2 separate regions of the Homo sapiens genome follow, and region 2 is linked to region 1. A link is an interaction called in ENCODE POLR2A ChIA-PET data of the cell type or tissue named here. Cell type or tissue: endothelial cell of umbilical vein. All regions are shown on one strand. Each heading gives the region's core, and the rest is flanking DNA. Links, peaks and the distances in the headings are about the cores only. Region 1 has its middle 11 kb from the start of DNAJC25. Region 2 has its middle 16 kb from the start of GNG10.

Region 1 (2,922 bases), core at 174-2,673:
AAGAGAAGAGCAAATGGGAAAGTTAGATATAGAATTGTTATCAGTATGTCTTCTTTTTCAGTACAAAATACCTTGAAAACTTAGTTAATCTTGTACATTCAACAGACTATGTTCTGGAATGTTCTATTCACATGTTTCAGGAAGACTAACCTTTCTCTTTCTATTCTGTAGAAAATCAAGACTTCAGCATTGTGTTTAAAATGATGAAGGCAGCCGGGGGCGGTGGCTCATACCTGTAATCCCAGCACTTTGGGAGGCTGAGGTGGGCGAATCACGAGGTCAAGAGATCGAGACTATCCTGGCCAACATGGTGAAACCCCGTTTCTACTAAAAATACAAAAATTAGCTGGGCATGGTGGCATGCACCTGTAGTCCCAGCTACTTGGGAGGCTGAGGCAGGAGAATCGCTTGAACCCAGGAGGTGGAGGTTGCAGTGAGCTGAGATCGTGCCACTGCACTCCAGTCTGGCAACAGAGCGAGACTGTGTCTCAAAAAAAAAAAAAAAAGATTAAGCCATCAACACGATTTTATTTTATTTGCATAGCCTTCAAATAGGAAAGTCTAGGTTCATAATTAGATACCTTTTCCTGTCTGGCAAGAGACCTTGTACAGTTTATATACTGGTGAACTAAATTATACAAAACCTGAGAAGCCATGGTCAGAGATGATTGCGCACGCGTGCGCACACACACACACACACACACACACAGAGTTGTTGTTTTGAGATAGAGTCTTGCTCTGTTGCCCTGGCTGGAGTGCAATGGGGTGACTTTGGCTCACTGCAACCTCAACCTCCTGGCTCAAGTGATCCTCCCACCTCAGCCTCCGAGTAGCTGAGGTTACAGGTACGTGCCACCACACCCAGCTAATTTTTTTGTATTTTTTGTAGAGATGGGTTTTCGTCATGTTGCTCAGGCTGGTCTTGAATTTCTAGGCTCAAGTGATCCACCATTGAGTGCTGGCCATGTATGCAGTAGCATCAGTACTTGTAGTAGCAGCAACAGTGATCCTAATAGGGGTATGGGTGGCATCACTAAGTTTCTTGGTTAATGCAGCCACAGAAAACATACCAGAGTATAGAGGAGCAGATGCTGGGTACCCAAGACAACCTAGTGATACAACACAAAGCTTTACTGGCAGCTGCAGGCCTCATGGAGCAGACTGGGACAGTTAGAAGCATGCTTTTTTTTTTTTTTTTTTTTTTTTTTTTTTGAGACGGAGTCTCGCTCAGTCGTCTGGGCTGGAGTACAGTGGCGCGATATTGGCTCACTGCAACCTCTGCCTCCCAGGTTCAAACGATTCTCCAGCCTCAGCCTCCCAAGTAGCTGGGATTACAGGCATGAGCCACCACACCTGGCTAATTTTTGTATTTTTAGTAGAGACAGGGTTTCACCATGTTGGCCAGGCTGGTCTCGAACTTCTGACCTCAGGTGATCCACCTGCCTCGGCCTCCCAAAGTGCTGGGATTACAGGCGTGAGCCACTGCGCCCAGCCATAGAAGAATGCTTTTATTGTTATTATGTTGACCTCATTTGCAACTCTAGATTGGTGTGGCCTGGTAACACATATATAGTGCCAGAATAAACATCTTTGTGCATACATCCTTTTCCATATTTTGAATTCTTTCCTTAAGACAGAAAAGTATTGAGTCAAAGGGTATAAATACTTTCTGGGAGTTGAAACAATACCTGGGCTCTTCTAGTCTATGTATTACAGTCACCAAATTGCTTTACAAAAAGTTGTCTCAATTAGGAATTTATGCAGCCCTGAGAAAAGTGTCAGCTGTCCTCTTCGATCGGTCTTGCTAAAATTGGCTATTGCAAGTTTTAGAATCATTGCTAATTTTGTCAGGAAAATGATAATTTGTGGTTAATGTTTGCATTCCTGTGATTACTCATCAAATTAAGTCTTTCCATTTATCCTGACTGGTTTGATTTCCTTTTCTGAGAATGTCCATTCAAGATCATTACTATTTAAAATGACTTTGTTTTGTTTTGTTTTGTTGTAAAGAGTCTTGCTCTGTCACCCAGGTTGGAGCGCAGTGGCGTGATCTCGGCTTACTGCAACCTCTGCCTCCCGGGTTCAAGTGATTCTCCTGCCTCAACCTCCCTACTAGCTGGGATTACAGGTGCCTGCCACCATGCCCAGCTAATTTTTGTATTTTTAGTAGAGATGGGGTTTCACCATGTTGGCCAGGCTGGTCTGGAACTCCTGACCTCAAGTGATCCGCCCACTTCGGCCTCCCAAAGTGCTGGGATTATAGGCGTGACTCACTGCACCTGGCCTAAAATGATTTTAATTATACCTTTTAATTTTTAAAATAAAGTATATAAATATTTATGTAAAATATACTAATTCTTTGTCAAATTTACTATATCTATTCCCAAATTTGTCATTTTTTCTTGAATATTATGAGTTTTAATGCATACCCTTAAATTTCATGTAAACAACTTCATGAAAAATTTCCATCTTTTTTTTTTTTATTTTTTTTGAGACGGAGTCTTGCTCTGTTGCCCAGGCTGGAGTGCAGTGGCGCGATCTTGGCTCACTGCAAGCTCCACCTCCCAGGTTCAAGTGATTCTCCTGCCTCAGCCTCCCGAGTAGCTGGGACTACAGGCGCTCACCACCACACCTGGCTAATTTTTTGTATTTTTGGCAAAGACAGGGTTTCGCTGTATTGCCCAGGATGGTGTCAAATTCCTGAGCTCAGGCAATCTGCCTGCCTCAGCCTTCCAAAGTGCTGGGATTACAGGTGTGAGCCACCACGCCCAGCTCATTTCTTAATTTAAAAAGCCTTCTCTGCATCAACAATTTTGTTGAGTATTCACATCTCACATCTTTATTCTTCTAGTTTGTGCTTCATTTTGTTTCAGTGGGACACAGTGGTGCGAAGCTGGAACTCTGAGCCAGGCAGACCTGCCT
Region 2 (2,922 bases), core at 287-2,786, 57 kb after region 1:
GGTGGATTGGTTATGTTGACACTTTGGGTGTAGGTAGATGGTGGTCAGTTTAAGAGGTTCTGAGAAATTATGGCAAAAATCTTCACATGGGAGCTGAGATGTGCAGAAACTGCCATAGAGATGGTTTTTCTCTTTGATGAGAAGCAAGTGGGACTGATAATGACTACCATTATTTTTTTTTTGAGATGGAGTCTTACTCTGTCACCCAGGCTGGAATGCAGTGGCATGATCTCGCCTCACCCCAACCTCCACCTCGCAGGTCCAAATGATCCTTCTGCCTCAGCCTCCTGAGTAGCTGGGATTACAGGTATGCACCACTACTCTTGGCTAACTTTTTTATTTTTAGTAGAGATGAGGTTTCACCATGTTGGCCAGGCTGGTCTCGAACTCCTGACCTCAAGTGATCTGCCTGCCTCAGCCTCCCAAAGTGCTGGGATTACAGGCATGAGCCACCACATTTGGCCATGACTACTATTCTTCAGTAAGGTATACTGCGTTCTTTCTGCCCCTTCCAAAAATTGCAGTCTAAAGCCTTTTGTTCGAAATTTGTTTGGATTATTGTCCTGTATCAAACAGATATTTATTAAAAGTTCCTTTAATTTTTATTTATCTAGTTATTTACCTAGAAAAAGCTTGTCTCAGCATTTCTAAATAAGATTTTTAAAAAAAGATTGTGACTGGAATATCACCATAAATCGTCTGTGGAAACAAAACAATTCCATATATCATGTTAAGTTTACCCTAACTGATTGAGGGATGGTATTTGCCTATAAAATCAAACAGTTCCAAAATACTTTCTATCAACAGGATGGTTTGGAATCCCATAACAGTGGGATTCCATCCTATAGAAGTAGCATAAGCTTCCCCTCACAGCTCCTTTAATTCTAGATTGTTACAGGATGTAATGCACATTTTTTTTTAACCTTCTCATTTTGCAGGCCCCTTAGTATTACCAGATAATTCTGCAAATACACTTTCTCCTTTTTTGCCATTTAATATAGATCATGGATCCAAAATGGACCCCCACATTGATCCTTTTCTTTATGGGTATTATGTTTGAATTAGGAATAAGTCCAATAATTGCCTCAATACATGCCATTTTTTTCTCAGCTCTCATTTTGGATTACTATAGTTTGCACTCTTCATCCCCCTCAACCCAGGCTACTCTACTTATTAAAATTGTTGGATCCCTTGTTTTAGGGCAGGCCTAATTATTGGGTGTAGTTAAGGAGTCTTCTATTGTGAGAGGCAAGGAAATGGGACATCCTGGTATTTTTCCCCAGTTATCTTCTGAGTCTCAGTGGCAAGGGAAGGAATATCTTATGCCCATCCATAATTGGAAGAGACAGCTGATGTTTGGTGAGGCCTGCAGACTTGGGCTGGGCTTAGGGACTTGGAGTAAAGCCCCTCAAAAGACCTCAGAGGTGAGCATCACTATCACCAGCAATGAATTGAAGGGCCAGCAATTCCCATTAGAACCCTATGCGGATGTTATATTTTGTGCTGTATTCTTACACTGTATGCAGTATTTTATACTGTATTTTTACTGTATCCTTCTATGTTTAGACACACAAATACCTACCATTGTGTTTCAATTGCCTACAATATTCAGTACAGTAATGTACTGTACAGGTTTGTAGCCTACAAGCAATAAGTTACACCATACAGCTTAGGTGTGTAGTGGGCTACCCAACCTAGGTTTGTGAATTACGCTCTATCATGTCCACAGAATGATGAAATCGCCTAATGATGCATTTCTGAGAATGTATTCCTGTAGCAAGCATGCATGACGGTGAAAGTGTAGTAGAAAGAGGAAAGTAGGATAGGCGGTGTTAAGTCAAGTTAAGCTTGTTTAAAAAAGGAAGAAGTATCAAATGCTGAAGAGAGGTCAATTAAGGTGATGTCTGAATGTCCTTTGGATCTAAGAAGGTAGAGGTTAATTATGGTAGTGATAGGGTGATAATTTCAGAAGTCAGGAAATAAAGGTGGATTATACTTGTGGTCTTCAAACATTTTTGCTTATATGCAACCTAAATGAAATAATGTCAACCCTGTGTACCTCCATTTTACAGTCGGCATCTAAATGTTTATCATAAGTTTAAATATATATAATATATATCATAAGTTTATATATATCATCGTAAGTTTAAGTATATATTTTAATATATAATTTTATTAAAAGTCTAGCATTTTAACATGAAATTATTTCATTCTTCTTTTAAATATATTCAATGGAATACAAATACCATCATCATTTGAAACCTACCATCATCCATTTAAAAATATACAAACCGTACTCTCCTTTAGTCAGAAATTTTACATGATTCTTTTTTTTCTCTAAAATCATACTTCCAATTTAATTTCCCCACAAAATTTAATCCTGTCTCAATTACCCTTTTGTTGCCTCTCATCTCCAAAGTCATACTTCATTGGTTTTGTGAAAATGGATCTGGATCCTTTAAATATCTTTTCTTTGCCAACTGGCATAATGCTGATTTGTTCATAGAAGGTGTTGGAGAGATATTCCAGGAGGAAGGAATGGGTATGTCTTCCTGGGTCTAACGTGGTTTTCTCCAATGCTAGGCAAAGCGCAGCTTTTTTTAGCTCTTCATGAAGGCAGTAGTGCTATAGCTGGGAGCCTCAGACAATGTGGCTCTGAGTCTTAGCCCATTCTGCTGCTCCTCATACCCTATCCTCAGCGCCTCATGCGTACTTGCTGGGGCCCTGCAGTGATGGCCATTTAGCAAGCCAGCCAACTGACCTTTGCTCTGCACCAAAGCCCAGAGCTTTCCAAGCCCAAGCTATACACAGAAGTGTGTTAGGTTTCGACAGAGGGCAGTCTGTTTATCTCCTGGTTTCAGCAATGCCCACAGTGGTGCCACAACTCTCTCCATGTCCCCCACCTCCATCAACTCTGGCTCT

What was found. ChIA-PET counts read pairs that join two places held together with the same protein. Peaks named below come from ENCODE experiments on the same cell type or tissue, not always from the same donor. Only the 100,000 strongest peaks of a DNase experiment are listed, where the experiment ranks them.
Region 2: POLR2A ChIA-PET joins it to region 1 with 6 read pairs; 10 of 35 experiments call an interaction of 5 or more read pairs at or near these places.

The regions. Positions count from the first base shown.
Region 1 is chr9:111,618,449-111,621,370 of GRCh38, forward strand. No RefSeq gene overlaps it. Among named protein-coding and RNA genes, the nearest start is that of DNAJC25, 11 kb to the right of the region's middle. In endothelial cell of umbilical vein, for the core only: no CTCF peak of the experiment used is centred there; a DNase peak (open chromatin) is centred at 1,633; H3K27ac peaks cover 652 bases.
Region 2 is chr9:111,675,674-111,678,595 of GRCh38, forward strand. No RefSeq gene overlaps it. Among named protein-coding and RNA genes, the nearest start is that of GNG10, 16 kb to the left of the region's middle. RefSeq lists a silencer at 2,576-2,870 and an enhancer at 2,576-2,870. In endothelial cell of umbilical vein, for the core only: no CTCF peak of the experiment used is centred there; no DNase peak of the experiment used is centred there.